Regions from separate parts of the Homo sapiens genome. Here region 2 is linked to region 1. Evidence: chromatin loops called from intact Hi-C (ENCODE). Cell type or tissue: endothelial cell of umbilical vein. All regions are shown on one strand. Links, peaks and the distances in the headings refer to the core of each region. The heading gives the core; the rest is flanking DNA.

The links. A loop is a pair of places that touch in the nucleus more often than their neighbours do. Peaks named below come from ENCODE experiments on the same cell type or tissue, not always from the same donor. Only the 100,000 strongest peaks of a DNase experiment are listed, where the experiment ranks them.
Region 2: it touches region 1 in a loop (2.4-fold over the local background); 3 of 110 quality-filtered maps call a loop at or near these places.

What each region holds. Positions count from the first base shown.
Region 1 is chr1:244,341,861-244,353,985 of GRCh38, reverse strand. It overlaps SPMIP3 (sperm microtubule inner protein 3), which reads right to left and starts at 1,351. Exons shown (of 5, transcript NM_001012970.3): 1 at 1,252-1,351. RefSeq lists enhancers at 3,342-3,401, 12,005-12,125. In endothelial cell of umbilical vein, for the core only: no CTCF peak of the experiment used is centred there; DNase peaks (open chromatin) are centred at 15, 4,185, 4,765 and 6,615; H3K27ac peaks cover 4,049 bases.
Region 2 is chr1:244,431,321-244,439,320 of GRCh38, reverse strand. It overlaps ADSS2 (adenylosuccinate synthase 2), which reads left to right. Exons shown (of 13, transcript NM_001126.5): 2 at 1,553-1,655; 3 at 2,428-2,496; 4 at 6,726-6,776. Among named protein-coding and RNA genes, the nearest start is that of ADSS2, 17 kb to the left of the region's middle. In endothelial cell of umbilical vein, for the core only: no CTCF peak of the experiment used is centred there; DNase peaks (open chromatin) are centred at 1,800, 2,190, 2,830 and 3,410; H3K27ac peaks cover 3,197 bases.

The DNA of each region.
Region 1 (12,125 bases), core at 1-8,000:
TAGTGATCTGAGGATGCAGAGAAGGCGTGGGTGGGGAAGTGCTTTGGGATTGACATGACTCACCCTGGCTAGGAGCATGGTGACTGTACTAGCTGCCTCTGAGCCTGTGCGATGAGAGGCTGTTTAGAAGAGGGCTCGCAGCAATGAGTTACTTTGATAGTCCCCTGTTGCTTCTGTTTTCTCAGGCAGGCAGTTTTCCCAGTTCAGGAAGGTTGGTTCCCTTCTCCCCTGACTCTCACCAGTTCTGTAATGAATTCTGCTGCCTGAATACTCTTTCTTTTTTCCTTCTCTAGCCTAAATTAAGCCCATTCTTCAGGGCTTTGTTCAGGTCCTACATACGTTCCCTAGGAGGCCTCTCTTCTGAGTTTCAAATGGCCCATTTCCCTCCTGTGAATTCCCAGAGCCCCTGGGAGATTCTCCTACGCATTTTGGTTCTGAGTCCTTTCCTTTTTGGTTTATTGGTTTCTGAATTGATTTATTCATTTTATTATTTAAGAAAAATTAGTGACAACTCTCCACCAGGCTTTGGATAAGGTTCTAGAAATTCTTCAAACAACGAGACATCTGGGTTTTTTGTTGTTGTTGTTGTTGTTTGTTTTCTTAAACAGAGACAGGACCTTGCTACGTTGCCCGGGCTGGTCTCAAACTCCTGGGCTCAAGTGATTCTCCCACCTCGGCCTCCCAGAGTGTTGGGATTATAGGTGTGAGCCGCCACGCTTGGCCAAGACATCTGTTTTATACAGCACTTTGTCTCTTCAGGTAAAATGTGAGCTCCTAGATGTTGGGGACCACTTCGTTTGGTGGCCACGATCTTCACTCTCTTTGTCCTTCTCCTAACTCATTCTCTTGCAAAGTGTTCGCTGTCCAAGGAGTGCTTGATGCATACTTCAGAATGAGTGAATAAATCAATCGATCAGCTAACTCAGTAACCTGTTAATCTAGTTCACAGTTTTTAAAACCTAGGTCTTCTTGTATCACAGAGAACCAATTATCTTATTTAATATAGGTGTACCCGTTTCTAAGAAAAAAAAGACACGTTGAGTTAAAACTATGACAAGAATTCAAAGTTGAGAGAGATGAGTATTCACTTTCCAAAAGACATTTTTGCTTTACCAAAAGGCTTGCCATGAAGTTTCTTTATGTTGTGAGTTCCTGTCTCTAAAATATTTGAAATGCAGTCAACCATTTAGTAATGCAACCTCTAAATGAGGCGAGAGAGAGGTACAGGCAGTAACAACCAACCGCTATTACCTGCTTGGGCTGCCGTGGGCAGAGACCTCCTTGTTCTTAAAAGTACTCTGAGGACAGTGATGGGTACAGCTGCCTCCTGCTGCTGGATCAACTGCAGAGTGGCAGGGCCTGATTCCTTTACATCATTCAAAGGGTATTGTGACGCACACTGGCTTGCAAGGTTTTGCCAGGCAATGCCTTTCAGGTCCTGGGCTTAGAAAAAGAGTGCTCCTTTGGTCTCTAGGGAGAGACCAGCTGCACATGAAAGAAGGGGCAAAAATTACTGTGAAAAGGAAAATCATGTAGGCAAATAACCAGGCTATCTAATCACTAGAGCTTGCTTTCCTGTAAAGATTGTCCCAAGGACAACGTAAGGTGAAAATCTGGGTGGTGCCACACTGAGGAGTCCTGCCCTTTGCAAGCTGGAATTGAGGAAGGATGGTTTGGCACGAGGGGCAGATGAGGCCAGCCCCGCCTTGTCCAAGGTTAGGTCAGGCTCCAACCTGCTCCTTTGCAGGTATCAAAGGATAATTTTAATTATTTAAAAATATGCTGCAAACCAATCCATGGAGTATCACAACAGCACCACTATATAGAAGCAAGCCATAACCTGAGAAGAAGAGAGTGGCAAAAATATTTATTCTGACCAACCTCTGTCAAAACCAAACCAAACCAAAACGAAACACTGGCATTTTTTTTTCTTTTTTTTTTTTTGTGATGGAGTCTCTGTTGCCCAGGCTGGAGTACAGTGCCACAATCTCGGCTCACTGCAAGCTCTGCCTCCCGGATTCAAGCGATTCCCCTGCCTCAGCCTCCTGAGTAGCTGGGACTACAGGCGCGTGCCACCACGCCCGGCTAAGTTTCTGTATATTAGTAGAGACGGGGTTTCACCACGGCCAGGATGGTCTCGATCTCCTGACCTCATGATCCTCCCGCCTCGGCCTCCCAAAGTGCTGGGATTACAGGCGTGAGCCACCACACCCAGCCAACACTGGCATTATCTACAGTAGGTTGTCCTGGAAACAGGGACACTTCTCACTTATATACAGTTTGCAGGTTAGAATGTAAAATATTTCCATAAGATTCCAGAAGGCACTCAGGAGAGACCAGGGGCCAGGCTGGGTTCCTGCTGGGAGCTTAACCTACATGGAACAGGCATAAAATAATGTAATGACAGAGTCTTGGTGACAGCATTTTGTTGAAAGCAGATAAGCTAGGGAAAACTTAAATAAATATATGAGGACAGAAGCAACAAACTGGAACCACACTAAGAGAAAGGATAAATTGGTTTGATTTGTTGAGTGAGCACCACACGTTTTTTTAGCTATTAGACACACACCATCTAGAATCTCCACCACCACCATGGAAGGAGATTCTCTTTTGAAAATGAAGTATTTCTATTTGAAATGAAGGCTAAGAGAAGAAGCTACGGAACTTGCCTAACAGTCACACAACGAGGCCGTAATGAATCTATGATTTGAATCCAGCTATTTGACGTCAAAGGCGTTTTAAGAGTAATAACCAGTATTCTTCACTGAGGAAAAAAAATGAACAAAAAATCCCCATGTTCTTTACGTAAGACATACCTGGCAATATAACAGAAAGTACAAAGAAGAAAGTTTCACTCGCGTTCGTGTGAAGAGACAACCAAACAGGCTTTGTGTGAGCGATAAAGCTTTTTAATCAGCTGGGTGCAGGCCGTCTGAGTCCGAAAAGAGAGTCAGCAAAGGGGAGATAGGGGTGAGGCCGTTTTATAAGATTTGGGTAGGTAAAGGAAAATTACAGTCAAAGGGGGGTTGTTCTCTGGCGGGCAGGAGTGGGGGTGACAAGGTGCTCCGTGGGGGAGCTTTTTGAGCCAGGATGAGCCAGGAGGAGGAATTTCACAAGGTAATGTCATCGGTTAAGGCAAGGACCGGCCATTTTCACTTCTTTTGTAGTGGAATGTCATCAGTTAAGGCAGGAACAGGCCATTTAAATTTCACTTCCTCTGTGATTCTTCAGTTACTTCAGGCCATCTGGATATATACGTGCAGGTCACACCAGCAGGCTATCAGTAAAGTCCTCCTTACCGGTGGGAGGTGGAGTAGGGCTAGCCCCTGGCATTCTGTAGGGAAGCAAGTGTTAAAACTTTCACTTAAGCCGGGCGTGGTGGCTCACGCCTGTAATCCCAGCACTTTGGGAGGTCAAGGCGGGCGGATCACCTGAGGTCGGGAGTTCGAGACCAGCCCGGCCAACATGGTGAAACCCCCGTCTCTACTAAAAATACAGAATTAGCCGGGCGTGGTGGCGCATGCCTGTAATCCCAGCTACTCGGAAGGCTGAGGCAGGAGAATCGCTTGAATCCGGGAGGCAGAGCTTGCAGTGAGCCGAGATCGAGCCATTGCACTCCAGCCTGGGCAACAAGAGCAAAACTCCGTTTCAAAAAAAAAAAAAAAAAAGTTTCACTTACAGCACAAAAGGACAGAGTAGGAGGAGGAGGAAGCAACTGGCAGGTGCAGTTTCTCAGGCATTTGAGAGGTTGGAGAAGTCATTATGAGAGTAATGAAACTGGCTGGTTCCTGATGAGTACAATCTATGCTTTGCAGTAAGACGGTAAACATCATCATTAATTTAGGCAAAGTGTGAAAGCAGGGCTCCCCCTTTGCAGCATACAGAGGGGCTCTCATTTCCTGCAGCAGGGGGGCAGGAAAAGATGAGAATTAGACTAAGGATTTAAATATAAGGGTAGTGGGGCCCCCGAGAAGAACCTGGCAAATCTGCTCTGCCAACATCATGGCTGAGTTTGGAAAGGATTGGTGACCTCAGATTTGGTTGAGGACAAAGAGGTCAATGCACTTGACGGCTTGCAAACTCAGATTCCTCTCTGTCCGGGGTTATTATTCCTCCCTGGCTTGACGGCTTGAAGATAATGCAGGGGTCGTCTCACCACCGCTTCAGGATTTACCATTTCCTCTGCTGGCCGCCAGACGATAATTAGATGGAGCAGCAACATGACCCGCAGGGGAAGTGCCTGACCCACTAAGAGAGGAAAGAAATGATGAGTCAAAGAAAAATAATCTGAATTTCAGTCAGAAGGAAAGATTAGACAAATTCAAACATTCTACAGCATAACTGGCCTGGACTCTTTAAAAATGATAAAGTCAAAAAAGATACCAGAAGGCTGAGAAACTCTTCTAGATTAAAAGAGAACAAGAGATATGACAAAGAAAAGCAATCCGTCCTCTTGGGCTGGGTCCTGGCCCAGACTGGGAAGTCCCCTGCCGCAGAGCCCGATGCACTTTCTGGAGGCCCTCTTGAGGACCAAGGTCCTATTCCCCAGCTGAAAGCTTTGCCTGCTCCTAGATCATAGTTCACTTATGTGCCAAGAATTGGCATTACCCAAGATTACACACCCTTCCTGGGGTAGCCCATGTCCAAAGATTGATTAACACGGGGATACAAAAGTCCAGCCTTCTTGCTTGAATTTGGGACATCTCTGGAGTTCCATTCTAGTTTCAGAGCTTTCCGTGGCATTGGCTGACGCATCTGAAGTAAGTGACTCATAGTTCAGCTTCTCCCTTTGCCAAATCCTGTTTTCTTCACTCCCTTCCACGTGTTGCTACACAAGCACGCCCCGATAGACCACTTCCCAACAGACTGCTTCATGAAAATTTCCATCTCAGAGTGTGGAGCCCAGGAAACCCTGTCTAAGAGACCAACTCAAGGCCAAAGGACCTCCCCCTTCAAAAGAACTGCAACCCTGCCGTTTTCCATCTGTCTCCGGTCAAATGTTGCGATGTTTACACTGGAGCAGGTACACCATGTGCTTTGGGGGTAGGGGAGGGAATGAAGAAGATGGTGGCTAAAGAGCATTCCGTCAGCCATTCCATCCCATTATTCCATTAGACCCATGGTCACGTGCACCTGTAGTCCCAGCTACTCAGGAGGCCAAGTGGCAGGAGGATCGATTGAGGCCAGGAGTTCGAGACCAGACTAGGCAACATAGTGAGACCCTGTCTCAAAAACAATTTTTTGGCTGGACATGGTGGCTCACACCTGTAATCCCAGCACTTTGAGAGGCCAAGGCGGGTGGATCATGAGGTCAGGAGATCGAGACCATCCTGGCTAACACGGTGAAACCCCGTCTCTGCTAAAAATACAAAAAATTAGCCGGGCTTGGTGGTGGGCACCTGTAATCCCAGCTACTCCAGAGGCTGAGGCAGGAGAATGGCGTGAACCCGGAAGGCGGAGCTTGCAGTGAGCCAACATCATGCCACTGCACTCCAGCCTGGGCGACAGAGAGAGACTCCGTCTCAAAAAAAAACAAAACAAAAAACATTTTTTTTATTTACAAAAGCCACATTTTGCAGAACTATCTGACATAATATTCTCAATGACAATTTAAAAATGTCTCTTTATCAGACACACAATACATAGTGTTTAAGGAGAACCTGCCAGGTACTCATTCCTGTACTGGCCAGCTGGGAGTGAGGAAATTCTAGGAGACGTGGAGACGATCATAGGCCAAAAGTGCAGCTCTGCACCTTGGCTATAAAACAGGGCAATAAAACCTACCACATGAGGCTCATTCCCAACGGGATTACAAGCAGAATGTCTGTGACAGCACTTTGTTGTTTGCAAATGTTAGTTATAATTATATAGTACAGCCATAAACCTCAAAAAGCTATGTAGACTGGGAGGTCACACTCTGACTCATTGACATAAACTGTCCTTTGGGACAATTGCATATTGGATATTCTCCTCAGACCTTTTTTCACTTTCCCCTGGATTTTTTTATTGTAAATTGACCATTTATAATTGTATAATCAAATATTTTATTGAGAAAATTTCAAACTTACAGAAAAGTTGAAAGAATACAACAAGCGTTCATGTACCTTCAACCTAGTTTCACCAATTTTTAATATTTTCACATTATATAATTTTTTTCCGAACCATTTGAAAGTAGACATCATGACAGTTAATTCTAAATATTTCAGCATGCATTTCCTAAGAATAGGAACATTTTCTGTTAACCCCAGTGGGCTGTCTCATCTAAGAAAAGTAACACTAATTTTATAATACCATCACATATACAGTCCAAATTTGAATTTTTGTAAATGACCCACAAATGTTTTTCGAAATGTATCTTTTCTTCCTCTCTTATTTTCAGTGACCCATGATCGAATCACATTCTATTCGGTTATTATGTCTCTGGCCTCTTCTAATCTATTTCCCCTCATTCTTTTGTTTACTTTTCATGATAATAACTTGGTTTAAAGAGTGTGTGCCAGTTGTAGAATGTCTCACAGTCAATTTTTTTCTCATTTGCTCATGATAAGATTCTAAGGAAACACTGTTGGCATGAGTACCCCATGTGGGAATTTGTGGCATACTGTATACCTTTAAAGACCTTATCAAGGACTTAAATAGAGTTCTTTTGGTTTTAAGTTACAAAAATAATCACTATTAACTTGATAAAAAAATTAACTTCTTGGAAGGCAGTTTATTGGAGTGGACTATAGAATTGAAGGAAGGACGGGACTCACCATGCCTCAAGGAGGCAGTACCAGGTCAGGTCTTGGGATCCCAGAAGCAGGGGTTCATGGTCCCTTGGGCACTGCCATTGATATGACGCGGCTTCCATGACACCCTGTCTGTTGGGGTCAGGTCACATAGACACAGCCACTGGGGAAATAAGATCAGGCAGCCACCCCAGCTGCTTTCTATTTAAGAGATGAAGACATTTACCATTATATGAGGCTTATACGAAAAGGCTTTTACTTGCTTTCTTTATTTGATTTGCCCAACAGATCAAGAGACAGGAAAGTCTCTGAAGGATCCCCCAAGCAAAAGATTGTCTCCTAAGTCATAAGATCATTTTGTGCATCTCATTAGCCTGCCTTCCCCAGTCCTCACCCTCCGCCCCCAATTAATTAAATCACCGACATCTCAGTCACCCAAGTCATACATTTGGGAATCGCCTAAGAATCCTTCTCCCTCAGCCCTCACTTCTGGTAGCTCACTAAGTACTTTCACTTCTGCTTCCTGATAGTCTCACCATGCTGTTCTCAACTCATCTGCTAGTTCTGTTCCTTATCACTTCTTGTTTGGACCTGTTTGAAAGACTGTGAGCTGAGCCTGTAGGTCCCCTCTCCACCGAGCAGCCCTCATTTCTTCCTGGCCAACACAACCACAATTTTGTTCAGGTTGCAGTCGGCCCAGCCCAAGAGAATGATTATGGTTGATCTCAGCCAAGTTTGGAGATCCCATTCCCTTTTGTGTGTGTGTGTGTGTGTGTGTGTGTGTGTGTGTGTGTGTGTGTGTTTTGTTTGTTCACTTTTTGGTCTCGGGGTTTTTTGTTTTGTTTTGTTTTGTTTTGTTTTTGAGACAAGGTCTCTCTATGTTGCCCAGGATGGTCTCAAACTCCAGTGCTCAAGTAATCTTCCCACTCCAATCTCCTGTAGCTATTACTCCAGGTACAACCTCCTGAGTAGCTAGTACTACAAGTGCACACTGCCACATCCAGTTCCCAATCCTCTTAGTTCTATGCTCATGGCTCTGTCCTTCCTCACAGCTCAGAGCACCTTTGTGACTTAGTTCTAACCAACATAACCAACAAGATGTAAGGAAACATCCATTGGGGGTTTTCTACAGAATGTTTTCCTCGCTGAAAAATGAACTATCTTTTTCCACCTTCCGCTTCCATTCCCCGTGATAGCAAACACAATGTCTGGGGCCCAGCAGCCACTGTGCAGTTGATGCAGCCATGCTGTCACGCGTGCTGCTTCCTGGCTGTAGACACATTGCTCCTCATGTCTGCCTGGCTGATTTCTATTCATTCTTCATCTAGGGAGTGTCCCCTACCCACCTGACCTTGTAAGCCCTCTCCCACACCACTGATCACTATGTACTGTCTACCTGTGTGCCAGCCCAGTTACACCTTAAAGTTGGCACGTATCTTCTCTTCTTCATTAGAAGCAGCATAGGTTTGTTAAGAGCAAGAAGTCTGGCCACAGAGCCCTGGTTTCATTATTTTATTTTATTTTATTTTATTTTGAGACAGGGTCTCACTTGTCACTCAGGCTGGAGTGCAGTGGCACAACCATGGCTCACTGCAGCCTTAACCTCCTGGGCTCAAGCAATCCTCACACCTCAGCCTCCAGAGTGGCTGGGACTACAGGCATGAGACATCATACCTCACTAATTTTTAAATTTTTTGTAGAGATAGGGTCTCATTATGTTGCCCAGGCTGAGCTCTGATTTTAAATTCTCATGCTACTACTTTATTGGCTCCATTGGTCATTCCTTACTTTCAGAGCCTTAATTTTCTCATTTGAAGAATGGCAGTAAGATCATTATGATCTAGATTGTAGGATTGTTATGGGGAATAAAGAATCAATGCACATTAGCTTAGCACAGTGCCTGGTCCATGATAACTTCTCATCGTGCGTTCATTGGCCTTATTATTATTTCCGTTTCTGGCACCTACACAAAATCAGTCACTTACTAGACAGCTGAGCTCTGATTCACCTTGGAGATCTTGACTCCAAGTCGAGTGCTCTTTTTACTGACCTGAAGTTTGTGGGGTTAAAGAGACACAGTCCTACTTGCTAGCTCAGGCCCAAGTGGGCTGCTGGTGTTGAATGTGTGGTGACAAGTGCACAGGTCCATGGCACTATTCATTTATACCCAGATGTCACTTGGTCATCTGACTGCTTAGGATCTAGGTAAGAGTGTTTCAAATCCACAGTATCACTGCATGAATCCATCTGAAGCCTGCTGGGGAGGGAGCAGGGCTATGGTTATTTTGACTTTAAACTCTACTTTTTTTTTTTTTTTTGGTAGAGGCAGGGTCTCGCTCTGTCACCCAGGCTGGAGGGCAGTGGTGTGATCAGGGCTCACTGCAACCTTGAACTCCTGGGCTCAAGCAATCCTCCCACGTCAGCCTTCCGAGTAGCTAGGACAACAGGTGCGCACCACTGTGACTGGCTAATTTGTAAAAATTTTTTGTAGAGATGAGATTTCGCCACATTGCCCAGACAGATCTTGAACTGCTGGCCTCTAGTGATCCTCCCAAAGTGATGTGATTACAGGAGTGAGCCACCATGTTTTTTTTTCAACCAATTTATGGGTGTGATAGAGACTGCTATTTGTCCCTCATATCTATTCCGTCCTTATAGAGCCCTCACTTTTTAGCTGTACTCAGGGGTGACTCACCTAAAGACTATATTCCTCAGCCTCCCTTTCATTTGTTTAAGAAAAAAATATAGAAAGACTAAGAGAGTACAGATGGTGCAATGAGTGGGAAAGTTATATCCTTGAGCAAGAAACTCAATCTAGCACAGATTCTAGGTTCTGGGGGATTTGGTTCAAGGGAGGCCAAATGCAGTCGGTTTTTAAAGCCAAGACTGAGAACTGTGTAGGTCTCATGTCAGAAAATCGCAGTGTCTCAATGTTGTGTTGGCTGGCAACATCTAGATTTGCTGGTTAGGTAAGCACTGGGTTGACTGGAACCGTGCAGCATATGTGGGGTACCTACTTTGGGACGGTGGCATCCAGCAGCCTCTGCTTGAGTGAGGATTATAGTGTTCAGTGAAACATGCATTAATGGCAGCAGGCTGGGTGGCCAGGTCCTTGTATGTCACATTTAAGTGTGGCTATGTGTCTAATTTTGGCCAAGGAAATGCAATGGTGAGAGTGCTCTGTGCTATTTTTAAAAGGCATGGTCTTCTCCTTCCTGTTTGGTGGAGATGCAGACGGGATGCGGGGGTACAAGCAGTCCTGGGTCCCTGTGATGGAAGCCGGGAATGTAGGATGGTGGAATAATACATTTGAAGAAGGCTGGTTCCCTGATGCTTGTGGAGCCACCAAACCAGCTCCTGACTCCTTTCCTCGGGACTGGGTTTAGATGAAAGAGCAGTGAGCTTCTATCCTGTTGAAGCCCATCCCTTTTTTTTTTTTTTTTTTTGACCAAGTCTTGCTGTGTGGCCCAGGCCGGAGTGCAGTGGCAGGATCTCAGCACCTCCACCTCCCATGTTCAAGAGATTCTCTTGCCTCAGCCTCCTGAGTAGCTGGGACTACAGGCACGCGCCACCACTCCCAGCTAGTTTTTGTATTTTTAGTAGAGATGGGGTTTCGCCATGTGAGCCAGGCTGGTCTGGAATTCCTGACCTCAGGTGATCCGCCTGCCTTGGCCTCCCAAAGTACTAGGATTACAGGCGTGAGCCACCGCACCCGGCCTTGAAGCCCATCTCTGCAGAGCCAGACCCTCATATGTGTTGAGCAGGACAAGATCTACCTGTCTGTAAAGGAATTTTGTTTTTAAATAGGAATTTTCTACCCAGTCACCTCCCTTCATTCATTCACTTGTTGAAAAAATGTTAGATATTGTATACCAATATTTCCTTTCCCTTTATACTTAGGAAAGGCAGGAGTTATAGTAAAAAACAAACAAACAAAAACAACAACAACAGAAAACAGGGGTACTGAGAAAGAGCCAGATGCCACTGTCACTAAAATCCTAGTTCCTGAGCCTTGTGTGGCCACAGGGAAGAAAGATTGATGATAACATGGTTGTCACAACACAGTCAGAGCTCACAGTCACGTTTCAGTGCTAATCGTAACCACGGCAGAAGATGAGCTATGTGCTGTTTTACTATGGAAACTTGTTTTATTTCTCTTGCCCCCTCTTTTTTTTTTTTTTTTTTTTTTTCCAGCACCACATAGGATGGCAGGCAAGTACAGTGATGTCTCTGGGCCTCCTAGGAGGCTGTGGAAGTTAGGTGCAGTTTTTCTTATGATGACCATTTGGACTCTGGCGCCTTGATACGGTGTCATCAATAAGTAGCAAGATCCTGGAGAGAAACACCTGAAATGGAAGCCGGAACGTAGACCACAGTCAAAATTAAGTTTATGGAAAATAAAGAAATGTAAAAAAAAGTTATTTATGTAAGTTTTGGAACAAGATTGATACTTGCTACGTAACTTCCATTTGTGGAGCCCTTATTGCAAGCCTGACATGTTGCTGAAGTCTCCTCCTCATGAGGTTCTTTTTCTTTTTCTGTCTTTTTTTTTTTTTTTGAGACAGGTTCTCACTTTGTCCCTCAGGCTGGAGTGCAGTGGTGCAATCATAACTCACTACAGCCTCGACCTCCCGGGCTCAAGCAAACCTCCCACCTCAGCTTCCCAATTGGCTGGGATTGCAGATGCATGCCACCATGACTAGCTAATTTTTGGGTTTTTTTGTAGAGACAAGGTCTCCCTATGTTGCCGAGGCTGGTCTTGAACTCCTGGGCTCAAGCAGTCCTTTCACCTGGGCCTCCCAAAGTGCTGGGATTACAGGTGTGAGCCTCCATGCCCAACAGATTATTTTTTTAAGTTCTCACAGTGTTATGAGGTGGGTACTACAAAATCCAACTTGCGAAGGAAGCAACTGAGGCCTGGAAACACTGAGTGTCTGACCCATAGTTACACAGGCAGTAAAGGCAAAGTTAGGCTCTGAACCCAGGTCTGGGTGACCCCAAATCCCTGCCTCTGTGGAGTGTGCTTGAGGCTGTGGGTCAGAAGACCTGAATTGGGATCCTGGCTTTGCACAGCGTAGCTCCCTGACTTTGGGTACGTTTAGTCTCTCTGGGCTTCTGTATCCTCAGTTGACAGCGTCCCATCCTCCTGTGCCCGTCAGCAGCAGGAGATCATTGCCCCACAATACGGGCATTCTGCTTCTGTTTCTTCCTGTCTCATAGGCTCATGTGATGACTGATTCAACTGGGAGAAAACTCTGGGAGGATCTTACTGGGCGACAGAATGGGCAATGGTGGGGAGGCTCTTGCAGAGAGAGAGAGGAGACTTAAGGTGAATCATAAACACTGCCCCCCTCTCACCTGCAGTTCCTGCCCCATCCTGTCTCCGTTGGACCA
Region 2 (8,000 bases), core at 1-8,000, 85 kb before region 1:
AGGCAGATAAGGAACTCTTTGAAGACTAATGTATGGCATATATTAAACTCCACATAAACAAAGTGGAGTACTATTCAACCAAAAAAAGAATGAAATCCTGTCATTTGCAACAACGTGGATGGAACTGGAGGTCATTATGTTACGTGAAGTAAGCCAAGCACAGAAAGACAAACTTCACATGTTCCCACTTAACTTGTGGGAGCTAAAAATTAAAACAGTGGAACTCATGGAGATAGAGAGTAGAAGGATGGTTACCAAACGCTGGGAAAGGTAGTGGTAAGAGTGGGGTATGGGGTGGGGAGATGGTTAATGGGTATACAAATATAGTTAGATAAAAATACATCTAGTATTTGACAGCACAACAGGGGACTACAGTCAACAGTAATTATACATTTTTAAATAACTCAGTATAATTAGATTGTAACACAATGAAAGGATAAATGCTTGAGGTGATAGATACCATATTTACCTGGATATAATTATTACTCATATGCTTGTATCAAAATATCTCATGCAACACATAAATGTATGTAATACTACGTGGCAACAAAAATGAAAAATGAAAAAAATAGCCTCACGATCAGCCTAGTGATTCTGAGGCAATATAGTTTTGATTAGTATTTTTTAATGTTATAGAAGGATGTTGTTAAAGTTTTTATTTGTTGCAAATACATCCCGAGTATACTTTTAAAAGTGTGTTAATATTGTATAGAAGTTTAAACGTGTAATCAGCTGACATAAATGTAAAAACTTGTGTTTTCTTCCATGTTTTTTAAACTTAGAAAAGTTATCTGGTTACTTAATATTTAGTCTCCTTTGTACCTACTTTTTGTAATTTGACTTTTTCCATTTTGTTATTTCTGCATAAGCTTCATAGAATGGAAATTTAATCATGGGTTTATAGTATGATTCTCAGTGTTAGCAGTTCCTTGAGCCAGGATATTACTTTATCCAGAGATGAGCAGGTTCTAGGGATCTGTCACTAACCAAACCTACAAGACTGGTTTATAAATCAGAGGCCAAGGATAACCAGTATTTGGGGGAGATACTTGTTAAGTCCATGTAAGAATACAAATTTCAGGTCACAGAGTTGCTTGACACACTCTTAGGATGATGGGAATTCTATGAATATTTACATCAAGTTAGGGTAACTGGATAGATTACTCTATCTTAAGAGATTTTTTGTGTGTGTGTAGATGGAATATCATGGTTAGATTGCCATAATCCTCCATAGCCAAAGACAGACTAATTGCTCTATGTATTTTTTTCACTTTTTTTCCCCTCTTTTAAGAAGGAATATGATTTTCTGTCTTTCAGAAACCTGAATTCCCCAATTTCTATATTCTTTCAGGATAATCACTCAAGTATTCTACAGTGGGGAAAGGAGACAGCCAAACTATTTTAAAGCCTTTTACAAATGAGTAGAGGTGGTAAATATTTGGGCTCTCTTAAGTTGACCTTTTGGCAGGAGGTCATTAATTCACTTTGGAGGGAGATAGGTTATTTGTAGTATTTATCATCAGGCTCAATTTTCCCCTATCTTACATTTTAGGGAGGAAATAATGCTGGCCATACAGTTGTTGTGGATTCTGTGGAATATGATTTTCATCTCTTACCCAGTGGAATAATTAATCCAAATGTCACTGCATTCATTGGTAAGTATATAAACTGAACTGCATGGAGATTCCCCCCCACCAGTTGATAATGGCGTTTATTTTTTATTGTCAAAACTGTTTTCATCTCTCACTGACCAGATGGTTCATTGATCTCTTATTAATTTTGACCTTGATACCTTCTGGAATATACATGACTTTGGCTATTTGTCACTGTAAGATCTTTTAACAGTAATACTTTTTGGAATGATTACTTTGCATTCATCTGTGCTCACTGACAATCTTAATTCTGTAAAGAAGTATTAGATCATTGAATCAGTTTTCCAAATACTTTTTTTTCCACAAATACTTTCAACCATGACTCATAGTAAGAAATATGAGAGGTTCATGAATTTATTTTGAACCCTTACAATAAATGATGCAATCTGATCTTTTCTACTCTCCTTTTAATTTTTAAAAATCCTTATCACAACCTACTAAATTGATTTATGACCACTAATAGGGTGTGATTCCCCAACTTGAAAGATACTGATTTAGCATGTACTGTGACCATGTTCCATTTGCTTAAAATTACATAATTAGTTTCCTTCAAAATCATATTTCACTTTGTTTTCAAGAAATTTTCAGCTTCATTGAGTATAATTCTAGTGTTTTATATTCACTATATTATGTTCCATTATGTATTTAAATTATACTCCTGTGTAAAACTTGGAATCATTTCTGTGGTAACACCGTGGTAAATCAGAATGTCCTTTAAGTTACATATGTCTGAGTTATAGATGTTTACCGTTGGGATTTGTTGGTTTTCCTTTAGGAAATGGTGTGGTAATTCATCTACCTGGATTGTTTGAAGAAGCAGAGAAAAATGTTCAAAAAGGAAAAGGTATGAAAGAATGAGTCTACTTGGTAACCAGTTGTTCTTTGTAAAGTTTTATTAGGATCTTATGCCAGACGAACAACATGTTTGTCTTATGCTTTAAAATTTCGGGCTATTATAGACGAATTTTTAATGTCAGTTATTAAGTTTTATTCATTATAAACAGTGTTTTAAACAGAAGACCAACATCTTATGTCATTGTATTAAGTCCTGATTTTTTTACACATTAGTCATCTACAAACTTTATCTTAAGATAGCTAGAATTACAATATGTGGGTGACAAAACTAGGAAATTCCTGAGTTTGCACACTGTCAGTCTTGTTTTCTAGAGGATCTGGAGCTCTCCTTTCGTTGCTACAACTCAGGGATAAAAGGGAATTTTTGTTTTTTCCCATGCTACACAGATGTAAGGGGAATCGTTTAGGTCCCTCCTTCTAAATGAAGTAAATGCTGCTTTTATACAATATATCCATGCCCATCTTCTTAAAATAAATAGTCCTGGATTCTTGCCTTTCCTGATCTCTTGGATTTTTAGAGATGTGTTTACATTAACCTTGGCCATCTCATTAGGGTGTGAGGGGAATTTGATAATACAAATACAGGTTAAACATCCGTAATACAAAAATCTGAAATCCAAAATGCTCCCAAAATCTGAAACTTTTTGAACACAGACATGACACCACAAGTGGAAAGTTCCATACCCGACCTCATGCAGCGAGTCACAGTCCAAACATAGGCACGCACACAGTTTATTCAGTGTTTCCAGGGGAAAAAAGGCCTTCTCCCCTTTCAGCTTTCATATATCTTTTCCATGCACGCCCAGATTCCCCCACACCAGCGTTCCCACAGAGGGCAATAAAGTGGCATGTGTACTAGCTGGATGTGCCAACTGTGGTAATAAATGAAATATAGAATACAGGTGGAGACTGGAAGCCTGCTTCGTTGTTGCTGCTGTTTGCCAGCTGATACAGATACTCTGGTGCTGCTGCTGTACTGCTTACTTACCCTGAACACATTTTTCCCACTGTATTGGTGGTATGTCATATTTTTGACTGTTAAGTACTTGTGTGTGAATAAGTGTAAGGAAATGATTACTCATCAGTAGCATATAAATTCAGAGTCAAGAATGTTGGTGTTGGTAAACAACCACAGATGGAGGAGGAAGAGGAGGATGGAGGAGGAAGAGAAGGATGGAGGTAGAGGAGGAGGATGAAGGAGGAAGAAGAGAAGGACAGAGGTGGAGGAGGATGAAGGAGGAAGAAGAGAAGGACAGAGGTAGAGGAGGAGGATGAAGGAGGAAGAGAAGGAGGAGGAAGAGGAAACAAACTTCGTTTCATGCACAAAATTATTTAAAATATTGTATAAAATTGCCTCAATTGATATGTAAGGTGTATATGAAACATAAATGAATTTCATGTATATATTTGAGCCCCACCCCCCAGAGATCTCATTATTTATATGCAGATATTCCAAAGTCCAAAAAAAATCTGAAATCTGAAATATTCTGGTATTTGGAATAAAGGAGACTCAACCTGTAATACATAATTGAGGAAAATCATTAGTATAGTTAGTTTCCCCTTGAATTAGCTCACATTTAAAACACTCAATTACTGTTATAGTATGTTCAGGTTTGTTTTTTTTTTTTTTTTTTTTTTTTTTTTTGGAGACGGAGTCTCTCTCTGTCACCCAGGCTGCAGTGCAGTGGCGTGATCTTGGCTCACTGCACCTTCTGCTTCGTGGGTCCAAGTGATTCTCCTGCCTCAGCTTTCTGAGTAGCTGGGACGATAGGCACGTGCCACCATGCCCAGCTAATTTTTTGTATTTTTAGTAGAGAAGGGGTTTCACCGTGTTAGCCAGGATGGTCTCAAACTCCTGACTTCGTGATCCACCTGCCTCGGCCTCCCAAGGTGCTGGGATTACAGATGTGAGCCACCGCGCCCCGCCCTGTTCAGGTTTAAAAGTAGCAATCTGTCTTCAGGTGTTCTTAACCACTACAGAACCCTGTCTTTGCTACCATCTCTTTTCTCCTTTCTGCGTTTTTACCTGTGACCTAGTCTGTGATTTTTATATTGATGCTGCTCTCTGCTCTCATCTCCTTTAATAAGTTTGTCCTACTCCCTTTTTCCTTCTAGCCTATCCAACCCTGCTCTTTATCTACTTTACTGAATTTCTTGGTCCTATTTTCTTTATTATATCTCCTAAACTAACTTCAGAATACATGTTTGTATGTCAAAACAACCGTAGAAGGGGAGGCTTAATATTCCAGGTTTACCTTTTAGCACATTACCGAGGAGGTTCTCTTCCTTAATCTATAAGGAATATATTTTAAAAATAAATCTTCAGGGAAAAACAAATTTTTCATTGTTAAAGATTAGTTTTGAAATGTTTGCAGCTTAGCAATTTGTCTTTAGTATTGTCTTTAAAGAAAAACATCGATTTGGGTTCATTTGTTCATTCAAGCGTCTTTTTTTTTTTTTGGAGACATGGTCTTGCTCTGTCGTCTATGCTGGAGTGCAGTGGTGTGAACACAGTAGTGAGCCTCTACCTTCTGGGCTCAAGCAGTCCTCCTGCTTCGGCCTCCCGAGTAGCTGGGACTGTAGGCACATGCCACCATGCCTGACTAGGTTTTTTAATTTTTTTTTTTTTTTTTTGTAGAGATGGGGTCTTTCTGTGTCACCCAGGCTGGTCTCAAACTCCAGGCCTCAAGCAATCCTCCTGCCTTGGTCACCCAAAGTGCTAGGATTATAGGCCACTGCTCTCAGCCAAAAGTAATTTTTAAAACCACTTACTGGATAACAGGCCCTGTGCTATGAAAGCTCACAGCCCCTCCTCTAGGTCTTCCACAGTTAAATGGGGGGACAGATATACCTCACAATTCACTGTAGTAAGTACAGTAATTGACAGTAGTACTTTAGAAGAATTAATGAAAAAGTTTATTTTCTTTACCTTTTTTTTTTTTTTTTTTTTTTTTAAAGATGGAGTCTTGCTCTGTTGCCAGGCTGGAGTGCAGTGGCACAATCTTGGCTCACTGCAGTCTCCGCCTCCCGGGTTCAAGTGATTCTCCTGCCTCAGCCTCCCGAGTAGCTGGGATTACAGGCGCCCGCCATCACGTACCCAGCTAATTTTTGTATTTTTAGTAAAGACGGGGTTTCACCATGTTGGTCAGGATGGTCTCGATCTCCTGACCTCAGGTGATCCGCCCGCCTTGGCCTCCCAAAGTGCTGGGATTACAGGCGTAAGCCACCGCACCCAGCCCATATTTGTTATAACTATCTTTTGGGAAAGGATGCCATTCCTAAAATTAACTCCCTTCTGGCAAATTTCTCCCTGCCAGGTACCTAACCTCCCCAGCATGATGTTTTTCTACCATTTGCCTTTTGGATTCCTAGAAGTATTTTATTTGGATGTGACTGGTTTGAATTTGGAGCTTTTAGAGCAAGACATTTGGAAAGATAGCATGTGAGTGAATTTATGTATGGAATGAATGACATGTGAGAAAACTCTTGTTAGACATGATGTTTCCTATACAGAAGAAAAGATACAAACTTGATTGCTTCAGTAAAAACACTTTTAGAGATTGTGTTTCCTTTTTTGTGAGACAGCATCTCGCTCCGCCACATACACTGGAGTGTAGTGGCACAATCTTGGCTTACTGCAACCTCTGCCTCCTGGGTTCAAGTGATTCTCGTGCCACAGCTACCCGAGTAGCTGGGATTAGATGCACCCACCACCACACCCAGCTAATTTCGTATTTTTAGTAGAGACGGGGTTTTACCATGTTGACCAGGCTGGTCTCGAACCCCTGGCCTCAAGTGATCCACCTGCCTTGGCCTCCCACAGTGTTGGGATTACAGGTGTTAGCCACCACGCCTGGCCTAGACATATTTCTAAAGAAATTAAGATCTTAGGCTGAGGTGGGTGGATCACAAGGTCAGGAGATCGAGACCATCCTGGCTAACACGGTGAAACCCAGTCTCTACTAAAATTACAAAAAAAAAATTAGCCAGGTGTGGTGGCGGGTGCCTGTAGTCCCAACTACTTGGGAGGCTGAGGCAGGAGAATGGCAGTGAACCCGGGAGGTGGAGCTTGCAGTGAGCCGAGATCACACCACTGCACTCCAGCCTGGGTGACAGAGCGAGACTCTGTCTCAAAAAAAAAAAAAAAAAAAAAGAAATTAAGATTTTAAAACTGCTATACAAAATATTCAATTAAATATATCTTTTTCCCCTTTCTAGGACTAGAAGGCTGGGAAAAAAGGCTTATTATATCTGACAGAGCTCATATTGGTAAGGTGGATATATTGCATTTATTTGTAACTATCTTTTTATCTGAAATTTATCAAATGAAAGTATTTAGTAACTAATTTTGTCTTTTATTTTTATTTAGCGTAAGTAGGATGGATTGTAGTAATTGAGTTCTAAATACAAAAAATACTTACTAATTTTTTTCTTTTTTAACAGTCTAGGCTGAAATTTACCTGTTTGAAAAAAAGGTTAGCTAAGCAAATTTATAATACAAGCAGTATTTCATAAGACATCTCTAATTCTATTTAAAAATAAGCCATATCAAAATGCAAAGAACATTTATTTGTATACGTAATATTCTTGTAAAAGTAAGTGTACCGTTTTGCAGATAGAGTGACTCTTTGTGCCTAAAATGTAGTAGTTATTGCTTTTTAAGTGATTCAGATTTTATTCAGACTAACCTAAATTTCAACCACTACCAATAAATTTGGGATTTTCTTCTCTGTTATTTTTCTCTTTCAGAACCAATGGAGTTGTTAATTAGCAGTGACATGATTTAAGAGACAATAACCAGAAAAGAAATAAGTAAAAACCACGTAGGAAACTTCTCTGTGATTGATCTGCACTCTTAAATTGTATTTAAGTATGCGTGTGTCCTGTGGCAGTAGCTGCTCTAGTTTTAACACTGGCCTCTATTTAAAAGGCAGCCTCATCAAGATACTTACAGTATTTCTCAGCCAAGCACAGAAATCAAATAACGGTCCCTCCAGATAACAGCCACAGACTTGAATCCTATGTATAATCTTAGTAACCCAATAAAATAACTTATTTGAAGTAAACTCTATTGGATTAACATACAGTTTCTATATGAAACTGGCCTCTTCATTACATTGTTTGCCACAGGCTTCTTAATCTGTAAAGTCTGAAAAGAACAATTTTTTGTTTTTACTGAAAAACAGTTTTATGTTAATATTTGTTGTCCTGTATGTTGTCTATTAGTAGACTGGTTATCCTTGAAAACAAAGACTTTGATAGCTGTTTGTTAGTGTAAGTGGATAAAATGTGGAATACTTCTGTATTTAACATAAAGTAAGCTTGTGAGTAGTTTATATTTCACCTGATTATACTTAAACTATGAAAATATTATCAGTAAAACTTTTATTTAAAAGACACCTTATTTCCAGAATTATTAATGGCATAGATGCATAACCAAGACAAAAAACAAAGGAAACAAAGAAGCTTTGCAGTCCCAAATGATAACATGCA